Linked DNA regions of Homo sapiens: region 2 is linked to region 1. Evidence: chromatin contacts called from ENCODE Hi-C or POLR2A ChIA-PET data. All regions are on one chromosome and are shown on one strand. The core of a region is the stretch at or near the end of the contact, and the rest is flanking DNA. Distances in the headings are between cores, read along the strand shown. Region 1 overlaps STARD13 (StAR related lipid transfer domain containing 13). Region 2 holds the start of STARD13 (StAR related lipid transfer domain containing 13).

Evidence for each region. A loop is a pair of places that touch in the nucleus more often than their neighbours do. ChIA-PET counts read pairs that join two places held with the same protein, here RNA polymerase II (POLR2A). Pooled maps may share reads with other maps.
Region 2: a map of heart left ventricle shows a loop between it and region 1 (3-fold over the local background). The contact joins the promoter of STARD13 here to the enhancer-like site in region 1. A Hi-C loop is called at or near these places in 8 of 168 maps with a recorded cell type or tissue (A673, HepG2, MCF 10A and 5 more), 1 of 37 single-sample maps with no recorded cell type and 14 of 50 pooled maps. POLR2A ChIA-PET finds 5 or more read pairs at or near these places in 9 of 52 experiments (A549, AG04449, AG04450 and 6 more).

Annotation. Positions count from the first base shown.
Region 1 is chr13:33,246,927-33,253,844 of GRCh38, forward strand. The region is part of intron 1 of STARD13 (StAR related lipid transfer domain containing 13); the gene reads right to left. Among named protein-coding and RNA genes, the nearest start is that of STARD13-AS, 27 kb to the right of the region's middle. RefSeq lists an enhancer at 4,251-4,460. Within about 2 kb of position 4,410, at least 16 of the 41 ENCODE cell types and tissues checked have a DNase peak (open chromatin) inside an H3K27ac peak, as active enhancers do; they include A673, endothelial cell of umbilical vein, heart left ventricle and 1 more, where a contact is called at or near this core.
Region 2 is chr13:33,282,775-33,289,692 of GRCh38, forward strand. STARD13 (StAR related lipid transfer domain containing 13) reads right to left here and starts at 2,981. Exons shown (of 14, transcript NM_178006.4): 1 at 2,696-2,981. The coding sequence starts at 2,864. RefSeq lists enhancers at 3,084-3,143, 3,154-3,283.

The sequences.
Region 1 (6,918 bases), core at 3,160-5,659:
TGGCTCATGCCTGTAATCCCAGCACTTTGGGAGGCCGAGGCAGGTGGGTCGCCTGAGGTCAGGAGTTCGAGACCAGCCTGGCCAACATGGTGAAACCCCGTCTCTAGTAAAAATACAAAAATTAGCTGAGTGTGGTGACACATGCCTGTAGTCCTAGCTACTTGGGAGGCTGAGGCAGGAGAATGGCTTGAACCCTGGAGGCGGAGGTTGCAGTGAGCCAAGATCACACCACTGCACTCCAGCCTGGGTGACAGAGTGAGACTCTGTCTCGGATAAATAAATAAATAAATAAATTAAATAAATAAATAAATAAATAAAACGGCTGGAAAAAAGTCCAGAAGAGAAAGTGCGGCTTGGTTTGTCTGGAGCCAAGATACCAGGCGGCAGAGAGTCAGAATGGAGGGACACTCTGAGTGGGGACTTAGTACTCAATTCAGCAGGCGATGGGGGCAACGTGATGAGCACTGTGCTCAGATGATGGACAAGCAGACACGAATTCAACATGAGGTCTCTGCAATGCCGTCGCCAGGACAACTGCTCCATATGACCAGTGCCCTCTCATTTTTTGGAGCTAGTCTTTTCATAACATGTTTCAGGGTGCCTAATATACGTTATATTAGATATAATATATATTTCTATCATATATTTTTGCAATTTGCTGTATATATAACAGACACCAAATATAATATCAAGTACAATATCAAATATATTACATATCTATTGTATTACAAATTTTCAATTTGCTATATATTAGATATCCCAGTTATATATGTATATGAATGGCCCTCACTTGTAAGTGCTGGAACCGTGATTCACTCACTCTACTGCTATCGCCCAAAACGCACAATTCTCAGCACTGGCTGAACTTCCCATCACCTGAGATGCTTACAAAATAGTGGGTGCTGAGACCCCAATTCAAACCACTCTCAGTTGAGGTGCCCAGACACCCCAGGTTTTCATGAATGGCCAGGTGATTCTGACGTGCTAACAAGGTTGGGGACCACTGACACAAAGGGCTTTTCATGTGGGTGATTTACCTCATCTTCTGGGGGGTCCTTATATACTGCACTTGAAGACTCAATGAGGCTAAAAATATTAATTTTGAATAAATGGGCATATAACATTTTAAACTTACATTTCTATTATTGTCTTGACTTTCGAATGAGTCAGGGCTATCGTTAAGAAGAAGAAGGCTGGGCATGGTGGCTCATGCCTGTAATCCTAGCACTTTGGGAGGCCAAGACAGGAGGATTGCTTGAGTCCAGGAGTTCAAGACCAGCCTGGGCAACATAGTGAGACCTCATTTCTACAAAAAATAAAAAATTAGCTGGGTGTGGTGGCAACCAGCTGTGGTGAGCTATAATCCTGCCACTGCACTCCAGCCTGGGCGACAGAGTGAGAACTTCTCTCTCTAAAAAAAAGAAGAAGATAAAAAAGGAAGAATAAAGGAATGTAATTTAATAGACTTTTAATAACAAAGGAATTTTTAGTCACTACTTAAAACTGGAAGTCTATGGCGATCCTGGGCATGTGAGAGCATTAAGAGATTTGTGAGCTGTAGCTTCCAGTGTTACCTACCAGTTGGGGTCCAGACTTGAATGATGGGTGGGGAAGGAGCAGCAGGGCCTCTGGCCTTAGGTACAGTGACTCCCACTCCACACTGCTCCCCCATCCCTCTATTCCTCTTCCCTGTTTTTTGTCTTTCTTTTCTCCTTCATTTATCTTCTTTTGTTTTGGTATTCCTCCCATTCCTTTCCCCTTTTGCTTCCCATATTTTGATTTTTCTTCTTCCTCCACTTCTCCAGTCACTTTGTTTCTTTCTCACCATTATCCTTTCCCTTATTCAGTGTTTGGGTGTTCCCAAAACACCTGAATTACATAATATTTTAAATTATTAGTTGTATTTATTGAATGAGCTTGATACTCCCTGGTCTTAGATTTTAGGGTGGCAAGTTGAACATATCATCTAGTTTTCTTTAAAACAATAAATTTTAAATAAGCTACTTTTCACTAATAAGTTGGGAAATCATTTCTACTAAAGAAGAGAAAAGAAAACAAAACTCCTTTTTCCCCTTGCCAGATATTTCTGATAAAGGAAGATAAATGAGTACTATATTTTAAAGGCAGCCATTGCAAATGTGTTTCATGAAAAATAGGTGACATGCTACATGACATTGAAATGACTGCTAGCTTTATACATTAAAATGAGGAAAAAAAAGTTGGGAACACGATAACATCATTTCCTAAATGGTAGGAGGATTTCGAAGCAGGGAAATCAACAGACACACAAAGGTTATCACTGGCCACAAGCAGCTGTCAATAAATTCCAATCCTAAGAGAACACACTAACTCACGATGACTCAGTTGACCAAAAAGAAAACACAATAGTATCTACACAAGGCCTTGACCTTACTTCTTCATTTTGTCACTGTTTCTTCCGTCTGTAATGGGTTTCTTAATATTCAGTCAGTCTATGTCTACGATTTCTTAAGTATGAATCTAAAAATGCATTTCTTCCAAGAATTCGTCTTTGACTCCACCTCCTTTCTTTGAATGATTTCTTTTCTCAAGGTTTCCTTAGCCACCTACAATGTGCCAGGCTTTTTGGTCATGAATTTGCCAATATTATTTCTAATCCCTGCAACAATCGTACAATGCAGATATTAGTATACCATTTTGCAATTAAGGAAACTAAGCCTCAGAGAGTGTTAAATAACCTGTCTGTATCAATTAATACAGGTATAGTTGGTATTTAAATCTGCATGTTTAATTCCAATGACAGTATCCTTTCCACTTCCTCAAACTGTCTCCCTTTCGTTTCTTCCTAATGCCATCATACACCAATTATCTGTTATTATTTATTTATTTATTTATTTTGTTAGAGACAGGGTCTTACTGTGTCACCCAGGCCAGAGTGCAGTGGCGCCATCTCGGCTCACTGCAACCTCTACCTCCCAGGATTAAACAATAGTCCCACCTCAGCCTCCTGGGTAGCTGGGACTACAGGCATTTGCCACCATGCTTGCCTAATTTTTTTGATTTTTTGTAGAGATCAGGTCTCACTACGTTGCTCAGGCTGGTCTTGAACTCCCGGGCTCAAGTGATCCCCCCGTCTCAGCCTTCCAAGTGTTGGGATTACAGGCATGAGACACTGTGCCCAGCCCCCATCATAAACTAATTATGTTCTTTTACAGCAGCTTTACACACCCTTATTTTGTTTCCTCAATCAGACTAAAAGAGCAACAACAATAAAAAAAAATCTGGAAAATAATTCTCTGAAAATTCTGAGCAGTAGACATTGCTAGGTATTGTTAAGGAAAGTCAGTTACTTTGGGGGGCCAATTATCTCCTCCTAGTTCATATCTACCAAGCCAAAAGTTCCCTATAGGAAAGCTCATTAGCGCAGAGGAATGAATAAGAATTAAGTGTGTGTCTCTCACCTTCTACCAAGGGAAATATATAATTCTGGAGAATTTTATTCTCGCAAAAACAGTATTCACTGTCTTGTAACCAATGTCTCCCTTAAAACAAGAAAGCCCTGCAGAGAGTTGCAGATGTGGCATGGAATTACAAGCAACTTCATTCTGGAACCCATGCTGGTACAGACACAGCCTAAGACTGCATCCTTTTAAAGGCATTATTTCATATTGCTGAGGCTTCAAACATCACTTGGAACCCTATGAAGTCATGTGGTCCCAGTTCTGTATTTATATAATATGAAATGGCAGATTTACATTTATTCCTGTGTAATTTCAACCAGTGATTTTGGCCCATTGACCCATGCTGTTGAAATCTTTAAATATTCTCAGTCTGTCTGTCAACCAGTACACTTGCTCTCTTCCTATGAAGCATCCCTTCCAGATGTCTTGCCCCTCCTCCCATGTTCCTTAGTCTCTATTTGAACACACATCTGTTCTTGTTTGCTAGATCATAAACTGTATGAGGACAAGACTTAAGTCTGTCTTGTTCATTACTGGATCCTGGCATTTATCATAGGGCATGGCATGGTGTAGAAGCTCACTATGCTTTGAATAAGTGAAAGCATAGAAGGAGGGGAGAAATGGGAATAGGATAAGGAAGGGAAGGGAAGGGAGACGTTATAGGTAGAGGAAGAAGAGAGAACAAGATAAGATCAAGGAACAGCAACACATATAGTGTAGAATCTAAGATGCCTGAGTTGTAAGTTATTTAACTCTCTGAGGCTCATGTTTTTATTTATAAAATATCATCACATCAACCTCACAGGATTTTTGTGAGCATGGGGGGAGATGATGCTGCACAAACATCTGGTCTACAGGAGGTAGGACCCACTGAGGTTGACAGGCCGCCTGGGATTCTTTCACTTTCAAGCCTGCCAGGATGATCAAATGACAAGATTCTGTGGCTCTGAGCCATTTTTGGGCTGCTGAAGGAAGTATCTGGGCCTTATGCTCGCTGCATTGCCCCTCTTTCCAAGTGAATCACTTCATTAAAATGAAAGGTTTACTAAAACAGTCTGCCAGGTTAGGATGATTCATTCCCCAGCTGTGGCCATCATCAGAAAACCATGTGCATTCAGTACAGTTATCAAGCCTGAATAGCCACTAATTTGCAGAGCTTTTGGTCTCAGTGTCATTTATTTTTGTATTTTAAAAGAGGAAGTGCACAAGACATCATTATGTCAGTCCCACATAAGAGGCTGGTAGACTCTTAGTAAGTGGATGCACATGTTTGCATTTCCAAAAGCTTCTCTTTTCATCAAAAGAAAATACATATGTCTAATTGGCTGTTTGTGTAAAGTATGGGCATATCTATATGTTGGGTTAGTTCCTCCCTTGATGGTAAGCTATAATGAAATACATTTTTAATGTTAGATGGGGATTTTAGAAGTCTACTCTGCAAACCTCAGATTTACCACCCTATTTAGCTTGTCAAGTAAGGCTGCTACTTACATTAAATGAGTAACACCTAATCCTGAACACAATTTCAAAGTAAATTCCCTTCCTTTCCAAAACAGACAAACTAGCAAAACCTTACTTCTTCAGAGTTCTGGTAAAGGCTGAAAATCAAAACGATAAGCTTTATTCATCCTAAAAGGCTAAAGATATAAAATAGATATAAAAATAATCACACGTTAAATAAGATACTCCTATCATTACTACATTAAATATTTCCTACATGATAAATGGCCCTCTGGCACTAAAAAGGAAAGACCATCATCTTCTAATTCAATTTATTCTGGTTATGTATATGATGTATCCAAAATTGTGAGCAGCTTTTACAGCTCAGAGGCTGCCCTTTATTTGGAACTCCCTGCCTTTAATCCCTCTCCGGTTGCCACACTCCTACGTCCTGCCTATTTTTGACAACATGGAGAGGAGAACATGGTGAGGCTGGGATGGCCCAAGGGCCTCAAGAGGCTGCCCTGGGAGCAGTGATAACAGAGTGCTAGATGTTCCATTTACAATACTGAAATAGCTGCACAACAGCCCTCTGTCATTTGTTTCTAACCACAGTGAGTGACGGAGAAGATTTTCACTCTATGGGCCATATTCAGGTCCCTCCCTTCCGCATACTTTCAAATGGACTAAACAACCAGTTTCAGCTTTGAACAGTTCTCACTTTATCAATCCCAATCTTTAAGATCTACACATGCAGGGCTTCCAACATAATGTTGAAGCCGTCAGAGGGAAACCAATTTTGTCACTATCAATAGTATTGACCCAGCAGGTATGTGTTTCACTTGAATTACGGAAGAATTGCTCGAAATCACACAATTGAAGACTGATCCAGGAGAATGTTTGCTTAGATATTTTTCTAACTTTTCCCACATCAAATCATTTAGCAAGATTTGTATCTGAAAGTACTTTTCCAATAAAATTGGATTTGACGCAAGTTGCAGAAGTTTTACAGTGCCAGTAGGTGGTACGACGAGGGTTGTAAAGGATGAAAATGTGTTGCCTTTGCCTGAGAATGTTAGAGAGCTGGTGGGTTAAAGAAGACAGTGAGCACATCACCCACCAAGCGAGCTTCCCTAAGGTACTGACCTTGGGCCCATGTCACAGATGATCTGACCCAGTCATTTTCCGTTTTTTGGATTATTTTAGGGACATATAAAAAGGTCACCACCAAACAATTTTCCCATGATACTTAGATCCTAGTATCATGTGGTATTTCCATGAACCAGAAAAGAGCCCTAACTTTATGCCTCCAGAACACCATGTGTGTTCTTTGCCTACCATCATTGTAGTCCTGCTAAAAGGATAGTTTTTATGGTCTTAAGGCAATGACTATGGACAGCCAGACTTCCTAAAAGACTTCTTAGACCTCGGTAGAAAGACAGGTGCTGTATTCCTCCTTTGAACATGGATTTGTGATGTGATGTTCACTATTCTTGCCCTTGAGTTCAAATTCTGGCAATTAAGAATAGGTGTTAACACACAGACCATTTTAAAAGCTACATTAAGCCAATGGACAGCGTAAACATGCCTGGAAATAATATATGCAGTACATGCTTCATCCAGGAAAAACACAATTACCCCAAAGAACACAATTATCCACACAGAACTTAAGTTGAGCACTAAATGAAGGTTCCACCTACAACAAGGGCCGCAGCGTGTATTTATAAGATGAAGCATGCTGTTGGGCTCTAGCTGCAGCACTGCTGGGTGAGGGGGACCTCCTTGTGAAGGCCGAGGCTGCCGGTCAGTGATGAGGGCAGGGATGCCTTCTCGGCCACCTCTGCTGACAGCTGTACAGCTGTGTCTGCTTCATGTGGCCCCCGAGACCACGGTGACCCCCTTCAATGTATGGCGTTGATTCTACTGATTTATGTCAAGGGTAGCTCTGATTTATAAGCGTATCATCAAAGCCTGAAATTGAACTTTCAAAATAGTACGATCTAAAGATGATGCCTAGACTGAACGGGATAAAAATAAA
Region 2 (6,918 bases), core at 1,731-4,230, 34 kb after region 1:
CCCGCACTTTGTGAGGCTGAGGTAGGAAGATCACTTGAGCCCAGGAGTTTGAGACCAGCCTGCGCAATATAGTGAGACCCTGTCTCTATAAAAAAGTTTTAAAAATTAGCCAGGCATGGTGGCACACTCCTGTAAGTCTCAGCTACTGAGGAGGCTGAGGTGGAAGGATCGCTTGAGCCCAGGAGGTCAATGCTACAGTGAACTATGATCACACCACTGCACTCCAGCCTCGGCGACAGAGTAAGACTCTGTCTCAAAAACAAAAAGAAAACAAAGCTTTTAGTAAAATAACTTGACATCCTGTGTTATTGGGTAGTAACTGGTTAAAGAGAATAAAACATGTAGCACTTTGTTTCCACTAGAGAAATATAACCTGACAGGAAATTTCATAATGAGTGACCAATTCTGGTCCTATAATATAGTGTATTGCTGTATCCTGAGTAGAAAAGTCTAAAAAGTCTCTAGTATATTATATAATCTGAAACTCAATCATAGGTTCAGTACTTTAGCACTCATTATAAAAACTAAAAAATAGTCTAGTGTATTGCAGAGCATGGACTGTCAAGCTGTATTCAAGTATCAGTTCCTACTGGGTGACCTTGGATAAGATGCTTGAAATCTGTGTGCCTCTGTTTTCTCATCTGTAAAATGGGCATAATAAAAAAAATTAACTACAATGATTTTGGTATGCTGTAACTGTTTAATCCACATTCTCTGAAATTACAGTAAACCAATCTTCTAATACAATAAACTCAATAAAATTGTTTCACATTGCTTTCTCATTGTCTTACTAAAGAGTTGTATGATGTTAACACATAATGATTTCTGAATCACAAGACTGTTGGAAATCTTTATTGCTTCCCTGTGATCTTAACTGTCAGTTTTAAGTGTTAGGCATTCATTGACTTCAAACACTCCATTGCCCAGTATAAAAAAGAGGGAATTCTCAAATTACCTAATTAGACAAAAATGAAACATAAACTGAGGGTGCCCATATGTCTGTGTGACAGGGCACGTTCAGTGATAGTGCATGTGTTCACAACTTCAAATCTTGAATGGAAAAATAACCCTCATTCCAAAAAGAACATAAATAATATTTAAATAAAATAAATTATTGTAAATACATCTAAGGAGGTCTGCAAAGCAATTTCAGCTAGTTCTCTGCAATATTTCTCATATGATATGCATGCTGAGGAACATTTATATCTTGTAGATGATAGCGCATCATTAAGCCTCGGTGTTCATAAAGATGATGGCATTTGGAAAGGCACCATTGTCAGAAATTTCTAAAACCAAAGTGGAGCTGGTTTTTATTCTAAGCCTAAAGTATTTTTAAATCTAGCCACAGGGAAATAATTACTTTTGTTTCTATTCAATCAAGACCTGGACACAGAGTTTATGCAATGACATAATATCCTTCCTGAAATCAGACCAGCATGTAGGAAGGACCAGCATCCTTCACACATAACTAGTTCCTGAACCTTTACAAACAAATCCTAATTTCCAAGGAAACAATCTCATCAAATGCTGCCCGCTAGAATACATATTGTTCTTTCTGGAAACATTACAATAAGATTTTCATGATTACAAACCCCAACTTCCTCTTTAATATTCAATATAATCTTAAACTCATTTATTTAAGTGGAAACTGTATTTTTATAATGGCTCTAAAAATTCCTGGTTAACTTATTTAGCACCAATATAATAATTTCTTTTTTTGTTGTGTAGGAGGAGGGTGATCATTAACTGACTGTCAACGTGTGTTAGGGGCTTCTTAGGAACGGCTCTAAAAATTCCTGGTTAACTTATTTAGCACCAATATAATAATTTCTTTTTTGTAGTCTAGGAGGAGGGTGATCATTAACTGACTGTAAACGTGTGTGTTAGGGGCTTCTTAGGAATGTTCGTCTTTCTGCTTTCTACTGATATACCCTATAAGGAGCATGTTTTAAATTTTTTTTTTTTTTGAGACTGGTAAATTTTAGTAATGTCCAGACTTCCAGGCTGGTATTTTGAGGGGCTGGGAATAAAAAGAATATCAAGCAGCTTATAATCAATATTCTCTTCTCTTTGCATTAGGAAGCTGGAGTTTTGTGTGCAGGTTACGGGATTTGTTTTGAGATGAACGAACACCTTAATTCTCTACCAGGAAAACAATATTAACACATCTGTGGCAACTGCTGACATAAACATACAAACAGGAAGAGAATGCGATTCTAGTGCTTAGCCTGGTGGCCTTTAGAACAGAATTCTTGCTTTCCTCCTCTTCACTAAGGATATTCGAAATACTCTGGGCAGGGTGGACATTAGTCCCTCGCCTCCTCCCTAATGAAATAAACAAGTGTCCACATTTTAAATGTGACGGAGTGTGAGGAAACTGCAGAAAAGCTCCTAAGATACACACTGAGTAACAGTTCTCATCTGTTCTGTAGACACACGTCAGTTTGGGAATTTATGATTCACTGTCCCACCGTGAAGTTTTTTGTGCACTTTATGTTGAGCTATGTGGCAGCTAAGGACTGTCCTGTTTGCTGAAAACTGCAGCCTAAAGTTATTTTTCAAAGTTACGGGTAGTGTGGCATAGAAATCCATATGTTATAAAGTGGAAACAAACAAACAAAAAAAACTGGGTTAGCATGAAATAGAGCCAACAGAAATCAGAATGAGCAACAGCCTTCCACTGCCGGCCACTCACCTTGTTGAATTTTAGTCACTAGCTGATGGCGTGCTAGAATCCGGCTCATCCTGTAAGGAGAGCGTCTTGTAGTCTGATCAAATCGCAAGTACATCTCCTGGCCCTCAGGTGTCATGGAATTTAGGTAGTAGCAGCCTGAGGCTGGGGTCCTGGGCACCTGACTGAACATCTCGGCAGATTTCCTATTGCCACCTCAGTCTGCCTGTGGCTGTTGCCGTCTGTCTCCAGTCTCAGTCAAAGAGCAAGGCACCCAGCCCAGGACAGCTCAACAGACCCAGCGATTTTTAAAAAGAAAGAGGAGTGCCAAAGCCACAACTCAGAATTCCAACCCCCGGGGCCCTCACGTGACCTCGGGAACCAATGAGAGGAAGAGAGGAAAATGGGAACGTTTGCAGTCAGCCCTAAGCCCCGACCAGAGGCAGTTCCAGCCGCCAGGGTCCCTCACACAACGCTGAAAGCAAAATACACGTATTTGACGTGCCTCAGAGCTGACGAAGCACCCAAAAGCAGCCCTCACTAAAGGAGTCGAAAGAAAAAGAGAGAGGGAAGGGCAAAACAAGTAGAAGACAAACAAGTCCAGGGCTCAGGAAACTTTTCAGCCTGTCAAAGTTAGAGAAAGCTCCTTCGCTTTCTACAGGGCAGCAGCAGCCAGGTAAAAGATGGACCTGATAAATCTCTTAAATTTAAAAAACACAACACAACAAAAAAAAACTACTTCAAACAAGCATCAACAGCTGAGCGTAAGCCACCACCTTCATTATCAAGAAACAACTCAAATAAAAACTTTTCCAGTGAAAAATAAACTTCAAGGGCTTTAACACCAGGAGTGAATACACCACAGATCCTGACCCTCACGTGATGGGAATTGGAGGGCTCTTACAGATAAGACTCAGAGAGGCAAAGTACACACGCGTTACGTATTAAGCATCCTTTCCTCTTTGATTTCTCTACTTCCCCAATTTTTAATCACCTAGAGGTAAAATACTTAGAAGGTGCCTATCACATTTAAGACACTGAATCATTTAAGACAAGAATCACTGCAGAAGTTGCAAAGGTACTTCAAAGATACTGTCATCAACCTGCTAAGGACCCATTGAGAAGTTATACAAAAGCTTCTAACATGAGGCCATATATATGTCTCAAAAAGGACGCAAACACAATGCTAGGTGAGCAATATTATTTTTGACTGGGGTGATGATTGCAAGCCAGATAGAGAAAGAGACATTTGGATAGGCTTTTTAAAATGGGGGGAATTCTGATAGGCAGAGGCTGGGGAGGGCTTTGCAAGAGACTGTAGGTACCCATGTGTGCAGATCCAGAACCAGAGTATATGGTTTAAGCAAACTGCTAGTAATTCAGTTTGGCCATATCTGAGTGTGTGTGTATATATATACGTGTATATATATATGTGTGTATATATATGTGTATATATGTGTGTATATATATACATACACACACTGAGTGACATATATGTATATGTCATTATAATTTTCCCTGTTTTTCTTCTTTAACATTGTTTGATGTGAAGAGAAAAAGTCCACAGAAAACATGTTATCAAATTCTGAGCCTGGGGCTGAAAGAATAAAGTTCTTTGATACAAAAAGTATATGACCAAGTTGCTTCTACATTTGGCTGACGGAAACATAGCCTGGCTGGGAATTTATAGTCTAATAATGAGAAATTATTTCTACATTATTTCCAAATTAAAAGTTTAACAGGATTTAAATTAGGACTTTGATTCTTCTTACTCTGGCTCTCCGAGGCCCATAAGCCTTAACAACTTTCCCTGAGGGAATTGTTGCTAGCCTGATTCTGAGAAGCAGCTCGTCTTGTATAACTGTCCCGCTATGAGAATAAACAAGTTAAGCACGATCTCTGCAGCCCAGCATGTGACAATTGCCTACTACCTCACGTAGTTGGTAATTGTCAGCCTCTTCGGGTGGTTACACAAGAGTCATCATGTCTTTGTTTTCAGGTTGGCTTCATGGCAGGAAGGGAAAGAAAGATCTATGGGGCCATACTGTGCACTTTCCATTCTTATTTAGGATTTGAGCAGCAGTTTTTCTGTTCCATAGCATCGTCTGTGGAAGGTGAAAGGGATCTGAGACCTAAGGAACTGCTCGGCAGAAGCTCGAATGGAGAAAGGTCGAGCACCATATTGCAAAGTTGGCTGCCTGGAAGGTTCATGAGCCCAGCTCAGTCCGCACCGGTGGCCGTCCAATTAAGGTGCTTGCATCAGCTGCTTTGTGCACGTGCTTTCGGCTTGATGGTCCAACACTGGGAGCATCTGTGTCATAACTTTTTGTTCAAGGCAGACACTTGGTGGTTATCACTTTTTTACTGGAAGAGAATGGAAGGAGGGTGGAGAGAGAAAGAAGAGGGGAGCATGGGACTTGAGAACATTGAACATGTTCTGGGAAACCAAGTAAAGGTGAGGAAAAGGTAAAAAGGTAAAGGTGAGGAAAAAATACGTAGCTTTTTATAGCTTTGGAGAGCACTTAAAGATAGACCGGCCATTTCCAATGCCAACCTTGCAGTTCATTGCTGACTTGGCTGCATTCTATTATGAAAACAAGTGGAATGATTCTTCCTGAGAAGGATTGCAGTGTGTCAAGGCGAGGTTACTAGATAAAACAATAACAACGACAATAAAACTTACATTGTCTCCTTTTTGCATAGTCATGAATGTGTTGAAAGTGCTGGGGTGTCTGGTTCTGAAAACATTAAGATCATAAGTTTGTATTTATGACTACATATAATATTTCATTAAAATAATCTTAGCAATAAAGAGCAAGAATTGAATTTATTTATTTATTTTTAAGATGGTGCCTCACTCTGTCTCCCAGGCTGGATTGCAGTGGCGCAATCATAGTTCACTGTAGTCTCCAACTCCTGGGCTCAAGTGATTCTCTTGCCTCAGCCTCCCAAGTAGCTGAGACTCCAGGTGCACACCATCACACCTGGCCAATTAAAAAAAAAAAAGTTGTAGAGATGGGGGTCTCTCTTTGCTTCCTAAGCTGATGGCAAACTCCTGGCTTCCAGCATTTCTCCTGCCTCAGCTTCCCAAAGTGGTAGGATTACAGGCGTGACCAATCACACTTGGCCCTACATTTTTTTTTTTAAAAAAAGGGAATTTTTATTCCCTAATTAAAAAAAAAAAGCCAACTTAGAATGAAGCCTCATTTTTTCAAAAAATCAGCCAGCATTTTAATAAGGGGCTCTAGGAAGGATCACATATCAACATTTGGTTTTCTGTATGCATATACAGGGCCGCTAAAGTTTTATTTCATAGTTCAAGTAGTATCTATAAATTCATGTACCTGCTCACCATGTTTTTGTCATTTTGTATTTCCAAGGTACTATATTTAAAGCAAATATGTAACATTATTTTCTCATTAGCATGTCATTAGTACCTTGTTTTATGCTAAAGTATTGCCATTGCTATGAAACTTGTATTTTTTAAATAAATTCTTTTTTGTGATCATATAGTCCCCGTGTTAGAAGAATTACCACTGGGGTAGACAGGTCTGTTGTATTAGAATCAAGAAGTGGCTAGTTCTCTCTCTGGCTTTTCCTTTACAGGCAACTGAGAGAGCTGGTCCTCTTCTCCAGTGAGTGCATGAAGTCCTATGGAATCAAAGAGGGAGAGAGTGCCCAAATCACAAGCATCTTCCAGGACTGACACCATATCTCTTCCTCTCTAATTCCTTTAAAAATGAGGAAAACAGATGGCACTTGTGTTCAGTTTTCACCTACTTTTCTTCCCTCCTAATCTGCTCATCAATTGTGATCTTCAGTAAGACTATTTCAGGAGTGAGATAAACAGATGGTTACTGAGAACCAAAGACAGCAAAAGAGAAGGGAAAGGAAAGAGGAGAGAAGGGAACAGCATTGAGCACCTACTATGTGCCAGGTCTGAAGCCTTCATGGCTTCACATTTTAGGTTTTTTAACATTAATCTCCACAGCTATCACTGGAGGTATCTGATTGGATGGAAAGGAGGCTAAGATTCACAGAAGTCACAAAGCAAGCAAGTGCAGAGCCTTTGTGCATCTCCAAGCTGATGCTATTTTCACTCTTTTCACTATTACACAGGAGAGACAGGGAAGGAAAAACACGGCACCGAAAAGGCACTCCGGAAATTGGAAAGGGGAGAGCATTTTGGAAGAAGAGCCTGAAAATCATCCTAATCCTATTTAACTGCCTGCGATACTGGAATGCCT